Regions from separate parts of the Mus musculus genome. Here region 2 is linked to region 1. A link is a loop called in an ENCODE intact Hi-C map of the cell type or tissue named here. Cell type or tissue: gastrocnemius. All regions are shown on one strand.

The links. Peaks named below come from ENCODE experiments on the same cell type or tissue, not always from the same donor. Only the 100,000 strongest peaks of a DNase experiment are listed, where the experiment ranks them.
Region 2: it touches region 1 in a loop (1.9-fold over the local background); 2 of 42 quality-filtered maps call a loop at or near these places.

Annotation. Positions count from the first base shown.
Region 1 is chr10:7,188,658-7,196,657 of GRCm38, reverse strand. All of the region lies in intron 1 of Cnksr3 (Cnksr family member 3), which reads left to right. Among named protein-coding and RNA genes, the nearest start is that of Cnksr3, 20 kb to the left of the region's middle. In gastrocnemius, no CTCF peak of the experiment used is centred here; no DNase peak of the experiment used is centred here; H3K27ac peaks cover 344 bases.
Region 2 is chr10:7,127,987-7,135,986 of GRCm38, reverse strand. Cnksr3 (Cnksr family member 3) reads left to right here. Exons shown (of 13, transcript NM_172546.2): 8 at 871-939; 9 at 1,319-1,465; 10 at 6,840-6,964. Among named protein-coding and RNA genes, the nearest start is that of Cnksr3, 80 kb to the left of the region's middle. In gastrocnemius, no CTCF peak of the experiment used is centred here; no DNase peak of the experiment used is centred here.

The DNA of each region.
Region 1 (8,000 bases):
GTGAGGTAGCTGTTCTGGCAAGCACAGTGCTTGCACTACAACCCTAAGGAGGTAGAAAGCTCAGAGAACCGGCTCTCCTGTCCACAGAACCTCTGCAGACAGCGGAACTGGCCAATGCTAACACTTAGCCTCAGTTTACACACTATATCCATAATCTCGTGAAAGAAGAGTCAGACCAAGTGACTCTGGCCACCCTTAGAGGAGTTTGTATTTTGCATATCCTGAAAAGTCAGTAGGATTTACTGAAGGACTATGTGTGGGTGTGCCGGGGACTGTCTTAAGAGCCAAGGCTACAGCAGAGAACACAAGGCTACAACTTCTTTCTTTCTAGAGCTCATGGTCTAGTCGGGGCAAACTGCTGACTGGGATAATTAATTGCAGAGAGATGTAATATATCCTGTATGGAAGGACTTATGGGTATGAGGAGCAGGAGGGGATGTAGTTTTAGCCAGGCTGACCAGGGACAGATCTCAGTGAGCGCTGTGACCTATAAATAGAAGAGAGAGCAAGTACCAGTGCCCTTAGACGGGGTGTGGCCTGCATGTTGAGGCCACAGCAGAGAGAGTGAGAGGAGGGTGGGTGGAACTGGGATGGGAGATAGTGAGGTACCTAAGAGACCATAAAATAGACTTTGGCTTTACTAGTGTTTTGGGGAGCCATTGGAGGGTTGTGAGGCAAGTAATGATACCAGGTTCATGGTTTAAGCGTATAGCGATGGCGGTAGGATATGGAGTTAGCCTCACTTCACACACTGTATCTGTGAAAGAAGACTCTTGGGCCAGGTGGTAGCTCTGGCAACCCAGAGGGGAGCCTGTGCTTTGCATATCCTGAGAAGCCGGTAGGATTTTCTGAGGGGCTAGAGTATGGGTATGAGAAGAGATCCCTAAAATGTTGTGACTGACAAGTTCTCTCTCTGCCAGCCACAGAGGAGAGGCAGGCTTAGGAATATTCAGGGCTTTGAACTTGTGATGCCTTTTAACCTGTGTGTGAAGCCGGAGGGTGGATTCACGGGTCTGGATTAGTGGAGGTGTGTGTACTAGAGAGAAAGCTGGTACTTAAGACTGGATGACTTCTCCTATGAGGTAGTAAGAAACGGAGAAGGATCAGGGGAGGGGTGGGGGAGAAGGGACGAGGAGATGGCACACACTGGTGCAGGCCTGGGGCCTTTCAGATTTCTCTTACAAGTGAAGATGAAAGGCTGGAGGTAGCTGCACAGTGAGCGTGAAGACCCGAGTTTAGTCTCAGAGTCTTATAGAAGTAGGTGTGGTGTGGTGGTGAGCAGTTGCAGTCCCAGTGCTGGGGAGGTGGAGGTGGGTGAATCGGTGAGAGATCATGTATCAAAGGAGATTGATGGTATTCCTGAAGATGATATGCAAGGTTGTCCACTGACCTCATGCATGTGCACACATGCATGCACCGCTTCCAGCTTGCACACTTGCCTCGAGTGTGTGCGAGTGTGCTAGCATACACACACACACACACACACACACACACACACACACGCACGCACGCACATGCCTTTGCATCATCCTAAGTCAAGCATAAAGGAGGGGGGTCCCTCGAAAGCAGGACTGAAACGCTGCCCAGCACTACGTTTGGGATGGTAAGAGAGCCGATTAATATATCTGCCTCTGGGCGTGATGAACTTGATAGAGTAGTTGCTGTGCTGGTGGCATCAATTATCTCATTATATTTAAATACAAATGCAATTGGACTGAACCAATGTGCACTGCATGATTCTAAGTCTGGCTGATCCAGGAGGTCCCTACGAGCCAGGGCTGTGTCGAGAGAGACCCTGTCTAAGAAACGAAAAGCAAAACAAAGAAAATAAAAAACAAACCAAACAGAAACAAAAGCACCTTCCGAGATAAGCAGAGCTCTGAAGGAGTCTCACCTCTGTAACAGGCTATTGTTTGGTTATGATATAACTGGTACAGTGGGAGTGGGAGGGTGCCCTCCCTGAACGGTGCACACCACAGACTCTTCTGAAGCCTTTAATGTATCGAGTGATTTTGGACAAGTGCCTTTTAGAGGAGACTCACTCAGAGACAATCTTTCTCCACTTTGTCCAGCTTTCTGCCTCCCCACGTTGTTCTAAATCCGAGGATTTAGAATGAGAAGAGCTGGTTGTCCACCAAACTTCTGTGTTGTCCTGTTGCTTACCCAGTTAAGCAGGCAGGACTTGTTAATGTCAGATCCAAAACCTTGCAGGGAATCCTCATTGCTGTTGACTGCCCTTGGTGTCTCTGATTTATCTGGTGCATCCAGAACACTATGAGATCATATATAAGTAATGTTTCCAGCCCATGGGCAGAAAGCTGTAAGAGGAAAATTGGTGCAACCAGAGAGAGCCAATCAACTCTAAATATGGTTCGTGCAGTATTTATTGAGCACCTGTCACTGGGAATGCTCCTGTCCAGGTGCAGTAGACAACAAGGGCCCCTATTTCTTTGATACTTTCAATCAAGCAATGTGGAGCCCACAAGTATTCAGTCTCTTAGGCATCCTGGAGGAGTGGGGGTGGAGTGGGGTCTAACTCAGGTGTGAGCAGGTGCTTCAGGGAGACCTCTCCTGTAGGAAAAGACATCCAAGTCAAGACCCTTGGATGAGCAAGAGGCAGCAAGGCTTCCTGGCGGGGAATGCATCTTCTTTGCAGAAAACCAGGAGAGACAGTGTGACATTGTGCTGGTTCTGTGGTGGGGTGCAGAGTGGAAAGAGGAGGCTGGAGAGCCAGGAGAGGAGCGCACTAGATCACTAGGGTCCTCTGTGTGTCACTGACAGGCTGGAGCCAGGCAGTCTTTGTGCCCTGTGGTGATCTTCTTTTGTGAAGGAAGTGTACGTGCACACACTGCACACATGATGCATATCTATATTATAGACTCACATGCATACATATACATATTTATTCTTTTATTTGCTAATTTTTCTTATAACTAACAACGCAATATTTTATTTTATTTTTTACTAGATATTTTCTTCATTTACATTTCAAATGCTATCCCGAAAGTCCCCTATACCCTCCCTCCCACCCTGTTCCCCAACTCACCCACTCCTGCTGCCTGGCCCTGGCATTCCCCTGTACTGGGGCATAGAACCTTCACAGGACCAAGGGTCTCTCCTCCCATTGATGACCACTTAGGCCATTCTCTGCTACATATGCAACTAGATACATAGTTCTGGAGGGTACTGGTTAGTTCATATTGTTGTTCCTCCTATAGGGTTGCAGACCCCTTTAGCTCCTTGGGTACTTTCTCTAGCTTCTTCATTAGGGGTCCTGTGTTCCATCCAATAGATGACTGTGAGCATCCACTTTTGTATTTGCCAGGCACTGGCATAGCCTCATAAGAGACAGCTATATCAGGGTCCTGTCAGCAAAATCTTGTTGGCATATGCAGTAGTGTCTGGGTCTGGTGGTTGTTTATGGGATGGATCCATGGGTGGGGCAGTCTCTGGATGGTCTTTCCTTCCATCTTAGCTCCGAACTTTGTCTCTGTAACTCCTACCATGGGTATTTTGTTTCCCATTCTAAGAAGGAACAAAGTATCCACTCGTTGGTCTTCCTTCTTCTTGGGTTTCATGTGTTTTGCAAATTGTATCTTAGGTAGTCTAAGTTTCTGGGCTATCAGTGAGTGCATATCATGTGTGTTCTTTGTTGATTGGGTTACATCACTCAGGATGGTATCCTCCAGATCCATCCATTTGCCTAGAATTTCATAAATTTATTGTTTTTAATAGCTGAGTAGTACTCCATTGTGTAAATGTACCACATTATATAAATATTTATAATTGTATTTTCAACCCTTGTAAGTTATTCTTTGATTCATAGTTCCATCAGGCAAGCCTTGGTTTGTTCTTTATGTAGCATGTGTGTGTGTATATATATATGTATATACACATACACACATTTATGTGTGTGTGTGTGTAATAGAACTTGTCAGTTTGAATCTTAGGGAACTACCACCCGAGGGCTCAGTGAGGGAGGAACGTGACCCTGTGAAGGTTTATTTCCTTTGATTTGTGATGTAAAACTGATTCTGACTTTAAGTGTAAAGACACACACAAAACAGGTCTTTGTTTGAAACAAGGACCCATGAAAGACTGACTGGAAAGATAGGGGTGGGGTTGGCAGGGGCTGGGGCTGAGTCGAGTAGAGGGGAGTAAGCCCAGCTGGGGCAGGAGGGGACCCCCCCACTAACTCCATACTGTGGGGTGCGAGCCCTGGGCACACCTGGAGTCCAGCATGCATGGACATTGTCATCGATGACCAGCTGTAGGTCTCAGGCTAATGGTTTCGAGTTAAGAATGTAGGCGTTGTATGTTCTGAGACTGCACTCCAATGGGATCAGTTAGAGCCTTGGATTTTATATGGCCTAAAAGTGAGCAGGATAATGGGAGACTGTTCTCCCAGCACCCAAGGGCAAGGTGCAAGGCCCTGAGATGAGCAGTAAGGTCTAGCACCCCCCACCTTCCTCCCTTTGCCCTCCTTGTACTTTGGTCCAGTCTTCATGCTTACAAACCTACATACATCGGGCGAGGACTTTAACCCAAACCCGGGGATAGAGAATATCTGCTGGGACCATCTCAGACCCTAGCTCAGATGAGTCACCCACTTGCGATCCCCTAGCCACGTGGGTGACCTTTCAGAGTTTCTGGGCTCCTTAGGACACAGTTTACACTTCAAACTATCAGATCCTGATTATAGCTGGATATATAAAGACAGCTTGGGTGTCACCTCTGAGGGGTGTGGCTGCCTGGCTCTCACTGGCTTGCTTTCCAGCAGGGTTGATTTTCTCCCAGGGTTAAGCACATACTCAGCTCTGTGAAAACATCCATTCTCAACAGCCCGGAATTGTAATTCAGTGGAATGTGGTTTTAAAACAATTTCACAGAGTAGATTTTTAGTTTTTAGCAATTACTCTGTTTACAAAACAGTCCCCTGATTTTTGCTCCTGCCCGTTCTTCCCCCAACTTGATTCCTGACCACCCTTGGAGAAGGTTCGTAGTTGCTTTAAATGCTAGTTTAATACATTTTACCTGCTTATTTCTGCAACAGAGGATTCTGTGCTGTAAGTACCTTTTTATCTGTTAGTTCATGTTCGAACTGTGGGGTTTTTATTTTTTATTTTTTATTTTCTATTTTTTTATTTTTTATTTTTATTTTTTTTTATGTTTTTGGTTTTTCAAGACAGGGTTTCTCTGTGTAGCCCTGGCTGTCCTGGAACTCACTTTGTAGACTAGGCTGGCCTCGAACTCAGAAATCCGCCTGTCTCTGCCCACCAAGTGCTGGGATTAAAGGCATGCGCCACCACTGCCAGGCTGAGGTTTTTATTTTTATTTTTTTATTTCTCCTTCATCTAAAAAAGTCTTGTAATTGTCTATCAAGTGTAAGGACCTGGGTTGGGTTCCTAACAACACACACACACACACACACACACACACACACACACACACACACACACACACGAGATGGGTTTGGGATTGAGTAGGATACATATTGGCATTTTAAAATTAACTTGGTAATATTTGGTTCTGCCCTGAAAATTCTGTCTCTGAAAATTATGGTCCTGTGAATCAAAGAAGAGAGGAACATTTTCGCTAAGCATCATTACAAAGGAGGGAGCCATAGACACACCCCTAGGCAGCCTTAGAGACTCAGGGGGACATGGGAGTGCTGTAACAGGGGGTTTGTGGAAGTGGTAGGAGGCGGGAAGCAGACCTTCCTAATGATCTGATTGCCACTGGAGCTCCTTAGAAGGTTTGTGGCTCTGTAGATAATGATCATTCCTGGTGGAAATTGTGTAGCTACAATGTTTTAGAAGCCAATAAGCCTCTCTTAATTTTCTTGTAACAACAGATTACCTTATGTGGGCCTCCATTCTATTTCCTTACAGACTCCCAGAGTTAGAGAGTGGCTCAGTGTGGCAGGGGGCGCTCAGCTAGGCACACCCATATTCTGCTTGATTAACTTGATTATTTATTTATTTCTTATTTTTTTATTGTCCAGTTGAGACTCGCTTTCACCTCCAATGTCGACAGTCTTGTCTTTGGTTCTTGAGATGGTTCAGGATGGTCTCAGGCGATCAATCAACTCAAGGCCTGCCAGGTGAAAACCTTTGGCTTGCTCGGCTGCTGCCTAAGGTTAGCCCTGGAAGTCTCAGAGCAAGAGTGGGGATTGTGTACAGGTAGAGCTTGTCACTGTTGCTGGGGTGGAGGATACATCAGAGGACTGTGGTTAATTACCTGCTATAGAGGCGTAGTTAAGCTATATTCCGGAGAGAAAATACATTACCTAATTCACCCCGGTCTCTCTGTCTGTTCGTCTCCTTCCCTCTGCTCAGTCTTCCTCCTGTTTCTTAACCCCATCCCGGTCTCTCTGTCTGTCCGTCTCCTTCCCTCTGCTCAGTCTTCCTCCTGTTTCTTACCCCCATCCCGGTCTCTCTGTCTGTCTGTCTCCTTCCCTCTGCTCAGTCTTCCTCCTGTTTCTTACCCCCACCCCGCCTTCTCTGTGGCTGCTGCAGTATTGCACAGTGGTTATGTGCCGGGTGTGCCAATTTGGCATAGTAGCTGCAGACATTCTTGTCCTTACTCATTGTCCCCATATTCTTGTCCTTACTGTCCCCATCTGTATGTGGCACGCCACTCAGGCCGCACAGTGCTTTAAGTTGGACTCATGGGGTCACTGTGGCTTGTGCTGAGTGTCGAGTGAGGCACTCAAAGGGCTTCTTAGTATGCTGCATCTCTGTCCTGGCAGAGCCAGCTCACTCTTTCAACCGGACAGCGTCGGTTTCACAGTGAACAAGGATACCCTACCCTTCATGGATAGTAAGTCATATCTCAGAGAGCAATGGGAGAGAGAATATCAGGTCATATTGACTTCCTGCTGTGTGCTGAGCCACTGAGAAGGGAGGCCAAGCCTACCTCTTAGCATCCTCAAGGAGAAGGGGGGAACGGTCAGTGACTTCTTAAATGCCTTCTCTCAGTTCTTCCATGAATGTCCTGAGACTTGACGGCTGCCTCTCTTGGTGGGCAACGCACTGAACGCCCTCAACAGCAGAGGGGAGGTAGGCACTTCAGGTGCCCTGCAAGGCCATATTTTCTGGCTTTATCTGAGTCAGTACCCAAGACTCACCCACTTCCTGCTTCACCAAGGCTCTTGATAACCGGTGCTTGTGACAGCAGCATTTGGGTGCGTCCATTGTGTGACAGTGGCATTTGGGTGTGTCTATTGTGTAGTATGCACAACGCTGAGTAATGGCCCTGAAAGAGCAACCTCACATGGAAGATGTTCACCCTCGACAAACTCAAGTAAGGAAGCCAGCCAACAAGTCATTTCGTAAGAGCAGCGCCTATAAGCCCTGTGGGAATGGCTGCCAGCAGAGAATGCCAGTGGCCACTGCACCTCAATTACCAGAGTCACATCCCTCCCTTCCCAAGTCACAGAACCTTGCCAGCTTTTCAAAGGACTGTTTATGCAAAAGGGAGTTGCCTTGTTCTTACCAGCATCCCTCCTGGTGTCAGAGGCACCAGCCTCGGGGAAGGGGAGAGTTTCAGGGCTAGGTGAGTGTAAGAGTGAGTGAGTACTGAACTGACAGAAATAACCCAAGCTTGCAAGATACAGTGCCCAGGCTTGGGGTTTACTCTGGGAAGCTTGAGGTTCCGTGAAGAGCTTAAATGTAGCCCCGTTTGCCTGTCCACAGCAGACTTAGATGTTCTGTAAGGCATCTTTGATTGAAGTGGTGGCCTCCAGAGCAGGATTTCAGCTATGATTTCCCATAGAGTGGGAAACATCTCAACAGCCATCTCCCCACAACCCCCCACTTTTCTCGCTCTGTGTGTGTGTGTGTGATGTATGCATGTATGTGAGTGAGATCATGAAGGACAAAGAAGGTCCAGTTAGTGGAGGCACATTGGTATCAGGGAGTGCTAGGATTTAAGTCTTTTTTAAGTCTCTGAACTGTAAGCCTACCTGTTAGGAAGACTGGGTTTTTCTTGACTTTGGG
Region 2 (8,000 bases), 61 kb after region 1:
TCACTCAGTGAACAAGAATGTTCTTGGCACCATGTTTGGCTTACATCCTTTTATGGACTTTTTGTTGTTTTTAAGCAATAGCTTTCAGAAAGTACTAGACATACTTTTAAAAATGTGCATGTGTCTTGCCTGCATGTATGTCTGTGTGAAGGCGCCAGTTTCTTTGGAACTAGAGTTGCAGACAGTTGTGGGATACCATGTGGGACTTGAACCTAGGTCCTCTGGAAGAGCACCCAGTGTTCCTAACTGCAGAAACATCTCTCCAGCCCCACATATGATGCATATTGTGTGTGTGTATAGGATGTGTATGTTCATGTGCATATTTACCAGTGTGATTGTGGATGTATGTGTGTATATTCCTGTAGGTGTGCATATGCCACCGTGTGTGTGTGTGTGTGTGTGTGTGTTGGTCTGTTAACTTCTTATTTGAGTAGCATCATAGTGATATGTAAAACAAGATAGAAATAAGATTTGTGTTTGTAAGAATTACAGTGATCCTTACAAGTTTAACAGTTTACCTACTTTTGCAAGGTGAATGCTGACGGGGAGATGTATAAGGTTTCCCGGCTGTTTATTTATTATTTATAGGTGAACTCATGCCTTTTATCAGCTAACTACTTCAACAGTGTACCCATACATGTTATATTTTAGACAAAGTTGGGTGTTAATGGAGAGGCTATCCACTGTAGCCAACATCATAATAGATTATACAAGATTCATACTCTAAGGCCCATGGACTACTTTAAAACATAGTTTTTATTTTATCTTGAGGAAGCTTTATTTCCGTTGCTGGTTCTTATACAGAAGAAAGAGCTAAAGGCTGAAAGAGAGGGCTAAACACCTAAGCCAGGTCTCTTTGTTTCTATGCAGTCTCCTGCAGACAGATCTCAAAAGATTCACGCTGGCGATGAGGTCATTCAAGTCAATCGGCAGACAGTGGTGAGTTCATTTATTGGGGTATGATTGAAAGTTGAATGATTTCCCTTCAGAAAATTTAATTACCTTAACATTTAAAATTTTGTGTATGTGTGTGTGTGTGTGTGTACATATGTGCTGGAACAGGGTATCATATCCTAGACCTGTCATGATAGGCAACTGTGAATCACTCAATATGCAAGAGCAGGTAATGCTCTTAATGGCTGATCCATCTCTACAACCTCTATATTAAGAAATTACAATGTGTACCCTGTATTTCCACTGTTTGAAGCAGTCAGCGCTAAACTGAACACACTTGCATTTACCCATTTGCTCATAACTTGAGTTTCCTCAACATAAGTTCACTGGCTCATGACCACGCCTCTCTCCTCCTTTTCCCAAGGTTGGGTGGCAGTTGAAAAATCTGGTGAGAAAGTTGAGAGAGAACCCCACGGGCGTGGTGCTGCTGCTGAAGAAGAGGCCCACGGGCTCCTTCAGCTTCACTCCGGCCCCACTGAAGAACCTGCGGTGGAAGCCACCGCTCGTGCAGGTAACTGTGACATCAGAGACCTTCCTCTAGAGTAGACTGTGGCACAGCTCTTTAAAAGAGGGATTCAAGTTTGAAGGTGATTGGTTTCAGGAGCTGGTTTGCCAGTCATTACTGTTCCAATCCTGCTTGCATGAAAACGTAAACTCCAGGTCTTTGCTGAACTGTGTAGTAGCCACTTGGCATATGTGACTCTTTAAGTAATTAAAAGGTCAGTTCAGTTCCCCCATCTCACCATGGCACAGGTGGAAGGCTCGCCTTCTGTCTTGTCACTTATTTAAAGCAAAGTTCTGTGCCTTTTCCTGGGGAGTGTTCGTTTGTCCCAGGTAGGGCATCCGTGGCCAACCATCCAAGTCTAGCTGACAGTCAGTTTATTGGGGCTACTTATGGGAGCATGGTGACTCAGAGGCTGCTCTGTCACCGAAAAGCCCACCCCAGCACGAGTGACAACTCACCAAAGCTGAGTCCTTAGCATCCCGGTCATGACTGGCAAGCAGTTTCATCCGTCCTGGCAGTGTCTCTTCTCCCCAGCAAGCGTTACTACCTGTGTAATGTCAGGGGAACCTTTACTACCTGTGTAATGTCGGGGGAAGTCCTTGTAACTTTCAAGAGCATCCCCACCTTTGTGTGTTTTGTTTTCTTCCTGACTCTTAGAAGCCCCCCTTCTCCAGTTATGGGGTGATAGCAGTTGTCACTGAGTGCAGCACACACAGCTTGAACCTGATGGTAGTGCACCCATGGTGCTTAGCATGCTTAGCAGCACTTGGCCAAGGGTCAGGGGGTGGGCAGTGGCTGCACACTGTTGCTTAGGCACAACTCAAAATCGCCAGCCCATGGTGGTGTGTACAAGGCAAACCAACTGTCCTGTATGAGTTTCAATACTTAGCCTCTGTAAGCATCACCTGCCTTTACTGTCTCAGCCGAGGCTCAGGGGCCCACAAGTTCATGCCAACCCTCAGCAAACCCATTAGCCAATTTTTTCTTTTTAATAACACTTTAAACCTTTGGTTTTGTTTTTAGAAAAGGTCCGTAAGCCAAATGTGGTGATGCCTGCCCTTAACATCTTAGCAGGTGTATCCCTGTGAATTCATGGCCAGCTTGGTCTACAAAGTGAGTTCCAGGCTAGCCAGGGCTACAAAGTGAGACCTCGTCTTTAAAAGGTCCTTAAATCTTAGACCACAGTTCATTTATAGAGCTGCCTGTGATTTTTATTTTGCATCTTCAGGTGAAAGCTGTGTGTCTGAGCGCTTTGTAACAGCTGAATCCACAGGTGTAGAGGCAGCTGTATCCACAGGTGTAGAGGCAGCTGTATTCACAGGTGTAGAGGCAGCTGTATCCACAGGTGTAGATACCAGAGTGGAACTCAGCAGCACCAAGGAGAGACTGGAGCATGTGGGGCACGTGACTAAGTCAGTTAGGTTTTAAAATGAAAGAGAGGCAGCCCAGCAGTTAAGAGCACTGGCTGCTCTTCCGGAGGACTCAGGCTCCATTCCCAGCTCCCACACAGAAGCTCTCGCCTTCTGTAATTCCAGTTCAGGAGATCCGACACTTTTTTCTGGCCTCCACAGTCACTGCACACACATGGTGAGCTGACACACATGCAGAAAAACAGTTATATGCATAAAATCAAACGTGAAAAGAATGAGTTGACATGTAAACTATGTATATAATGCAGCATTTTAAGATCTGCATGTATTGTTGTTAACACATGCACACCTATGTTTGTGGTGAAAATATTTTAGTCTTCTCTCTTAGCAGTTTTATTTTTTCTGTATTTTAATTTTTTTGTTTTATTTATTTACATTCCAAATGTCAACCCCCTTCCCGGTCCCCCCCACCAAGAATTCTTCACCCCACTGCCCCTCCCCTTTGCCTCTGAGGGGATGCTCGCCCACCTGCCTTACCCACACTCCTCTCACCTCACCTCCCTGCATCCCCCTTTCCTGGGGCATCAAGTCTCTACAGAATGAGGCACATCCTCTCCTACTGAGGCCAGACAAGGCAGTTCTCGGCTGTATATGTGCCAGGGACCATAGACCAGCCCATGGATGCTATTTAGTTGGTAGTTTAGTCTCTAGGAGTTCCCAGGGGTCTAGTGGATATTGTTGTTCTTCCTGTGGGGTTGCCATCCCCTTCAGTTCCTTCAATCCTTCCCCTAACTCTTCCATAGGGGTCCCTGACCTCCATCCGATGCTTGGCTGTGTCTGCATCTGTTTTATGCAACTCAGCATTTTTCAAGTGTGTGTGTGTGTGTGTGTGTGTGTGTGTGTAAAATGTCATCCTGAGACCAGACACTAGAGAGCTGAGAGAGAGTAGGGACTGTGTAGGTGAGGTCCTTCTTGTTGATGGAGTCTGGTGGCACCTTCAGCTGGGAGGTGGGTAACATCTGTAGATGAGCCCCCACAGCACAGATGTATGGCCTGCAGGTGGAAGTTGTCTTTGGTCAGTTCTCAGAGGCAGAGTTGTGATTTCTTCCAAGTGAGCTATAAAGGCAGATGCTACAAGGGAAGGGAGAAAGCGCATGAAGAAAGTACAGGCCTACCTGTGGCCGCTCTACAGGACAGAGGGTCCTGTGGAATCAGGCAGCTGCAGGCTGGCTGCCCCACTTAGGAGATGTAGCCATGTTTGCTTAGGGCTGTTCTCTACAGAAGGGATGGCCCTGGGCTTTTTGTGCCAAAGATTGAGATCTCAGTATGGGGGTCCCAAGTTACCTTCATGGTCACCTCAAGCTCTCTGGAGCCAAAGATGGTAGGTAAAGTTGAGCTATGTAATAGCAGAGATAGGGTACCAGGCTAGAGGCCATGGACTTCACCCTCAGGTGGCAGGTCAACACCTAGTTTTATATTCCTATCTGTGTTACTAGGGTTGCCATAACAAAGAACTATAGGTTGAGTGGTTGGGGTTCAAGGTCAAGGAATCTGTAGGGTTGGGCCCTGCTGAGGCCTGACTCTCTGGCTAGGAAATAGCTGCCTTTTCTCTCTGTCTTCCCATGGCCCTCCCTCAGTCTTTACGTTACACAGACGAGGTTGGCTCCTAATGTCCTCATTTCGACTTTATCATGGCACACAGGTTCACAGGTTCCAGGGCAGGGGTCACTGGACCCCAACATAGGAATTTTGAAGGGGCAGCGTCCAGCTCGTGACTATATGTAGACCTAAGAGACACCATGTAGGAGGTAGCTGTGCATGTGTAGATGTGAGGCGATGACCTGGTGATGAGGTGCTTCAGATGAGCGACGGATGATTTGCAAGGCCTTGGAGATGGAACTCCTGCTTGAGTCCACAAGCAGCACCCACCTCATGGGCTCACATGCCAGCCCTGCTGTGTGTCCTTGTCTGTTAGCTTTGGGTGAAATGTTTCCTAAGCCTTGCTTTCTTTTTCTTTTCTTTTTTAAAGATTTATCTATTGTTTGTATGCGAGTACATTGTCCTTTTTTCAGACACACCAGAAGAGGGCATCAGATCCCATTACAGGTGGTTGTGAGCCACCATGTGGTTGCTGGGATTTGAACTCAGGACCTCTGGTAGAGCAGTCAGTGGTGCTCTTAACTGCTGAGCCATCTCTCCAGCCCCCTCATCCCTTGACTTTTGGAAATAGACTTTGGAAGGAGCACACTTCCATTTTCTCTCTCTTCACGGCAACAAGGAGCTGGAGAGACATGGAAACACATTTAATTTTGTTTCCGACCCTGGGAAGTACCACGTGAAGATGCAGACACTGCCATGCGCCTCGACTACCAAGTGCTCTTACTGTGCGCCCAGGCTGTTTGCAGAACATAAACACTGGCAGACAGGAACTAGGCTCCCTCAGCTCCTGACCCCCGAGTCTTCAGTATTCATTATGCCTGGGTGCTCAACAGTCCATGGAGGGGTGCCATCTCCTCCTCCTCCTCAACACATTTACCGTGTCCTTGCCCCTGAGAGGTGGCCACCATTCTGATTTTAGGCTGCATCCTGACAGATGAGGGTTTTCCTAAACAAAAGTCATTCTTGATGACTTGGAGGGTGGCAGGGATGTCTTATGGGAGTGACCCCAAGGATCTGGATTTTGACCCTGTGCTTTCAGATACTGATATATTGGATATCAGTGAAGTCCATACTGAACTGAATTAAGGGCTCAGGTTGGGAGATTATTCTAGAAGATAGACAGAGCCCATGCCTCTGTGCCTTTGTATCCCTTCTGAATGTTGCTGTCACTTTGATTCTCTTGGTGACCACAGTTCTGTCTACATTAACTTCCCTTGCTTCCTTCACAACCTGAGGTCAAAGGGGAGCACCTTCTTCCCACCCAGTGTCTAGCATGGACTTGCTGGCCTTCAGCCGTGGTTCCCATACTAATTGTGAGGACCCGACTGGACCTTTCCTAGCTGGAGCTGGTTGGTCAGTGTCATTGTTATATCGTAGAAGGTCTCATAGGGGATTTTAGATAAGTCCTTTCTGCATGTGCAAGACTTACGCAAGCCAGCCAAAATCCCAGCACGGATCACACAACTCACGAAGCCTCACCACTCTGGGGAGCAGCAGGCAACCGATGGCTTCTGGAAGAGGGGGGAGTCTGTTTTCTTCAGGGATGTGGACCTTGGCAGGCTACCCCTGCTGCAGGCTGCCCTGCCTCCAGTCACATTCAGGCAATACTGACTGGCCATAAAGTTAGAGGCCTGCTGATGGGGACGGGGAGGGAACAAGAGAACAAGAATTTGAGAGGAAAAGAGGGAATGGGTGTGGATTGGATCCAAACATGGTCATGTATGAGTATTAAATATTTAATAAAAATGTAAGTCCCTTGAGGTCAGTAATGTAATTAAAGTAAGGATTTAATTTTTAAAGTTAATTTATACACGAGTGTTTGTACTGTGGGTCCCCACTGCTGAATTTAACAGAGTTGTATATTTTCCGTGCAGCAAGCATGTCACATGCCCTTCATATGTGTGACCACAGTTACCACAGCTGCCCAGCTGGAAGAGGATCTTCCACCCATTGATTTCTGTCACACAGATGAGGCACAGAATTTGAGCGAGCTGCCTCAGCAGTGCGGCTAATCAGAAGGCCAGCCAGGCTCTCACCCACAGCCACAAGGCCACACTCCTAACCAGCGGGACACTGCTGCATGCTTTTCCCAGAGGAGGAAACTGTGGCACAAGGAAGGAGTTTTAAGTGGTTTTCCTAAGGCTAGAGTTAAAAGTGACTTCTAGGTCCCCTATTGAGCCAATTGCTTCACGGGAACACGGACACTGAGCACTGTTAGTATTCGTGTGAGCGTGGGTGAACTCAGCATCTGCTTGTACTCTGCCTTGTTCTGTGTGGGGAACAGGTACACCAAGAAGGATCTCCATGCTGACCTCTGCTTTTTCACTCTGTGTGTGGCTCTCTCGTTGCAGACCTCACCCCCGCCCACCACCACCCAGTCCCCAGAGAGTACCATGGATGCCTCCCTGAAGAAGGAGAAGCCAGCCATCCTGGATCTATACATCCCTCCCCCACCTGCTGTCCCCTACTCTCCCCGGTATGTCAGCCGCCATTTCATAGAGTGGACTGCTAGCGGCTGCATGGGTGGGTGTCGAAGCAGGGATGGGTCTCAATCACTTCATGGGTCTTAAAAGTTACACATTTGATCCTGAGATGCCCTTTAAGAAAAGAATGCCAACATATCTCACTTGTGAAAAATCCACACAAGTTTATGCTTTTGGGGCCTTGGATGGCACTGCCTAGGGGGCTAGTTTTCTCAGTTCCATGATAAGTTCACTTGTAGAGAGGACACTACAAGTATTTGTGTGAGAGTCATTAAAATTGTATCCTGATTTTACCAAGAAAGATAAACACATGTGCACACACAAACACAAACATATGTAGACAAATAAACACAGGCACACATGTATATGCACACACACATCTACAGATGCACAGACACACATCATCCATAAATATACACAGAGGCATACATACATACATCTACACATATACATGCAGACACACAAAACACACACCTGCACAAACTTACATACTTACATATATACAAACAAATATACACAAACACACATACACATATATACACAGATGCACACACACCATGGCACTCTGAAAAATTGTGAGGTGATATGAATTGAAGTGTGTGTGTGAGCAAGGTGCATGTGTGCTTGTGTTATTAATTCTTGGTTTGTGTCTTACCTGTGATGTGATGTAGTGGAGTGGTCACAAGGAGGACAGTAGTGATTGAGGTGTGTGCTCCAGGCTAACTCATGGGCTCACATATGGACATATGCTGGTGACACTAGAAGATGTTGCTTCTATTCAGAATACACTTGAGTGAGGGGCCGAATTACCCCTTGGCACAAACAGACTTGGTTGTTTCTGCCTCTGATACTGCCAAGGTCTCAGTCACCTGGTCAAACACAAACCAAGAAGGACGCCTTGTATGTCAGAAGGCAGAGGTGGAGCAGCAGTTGTCGTAGTGAATGTGCCTGCTCATTTGTTCCTGCTCATCAGAAGTTTTGCTATCTTGTGTTCTTGCCTGGGGACAGAGCAGCTGCCCGTGGTTTCCG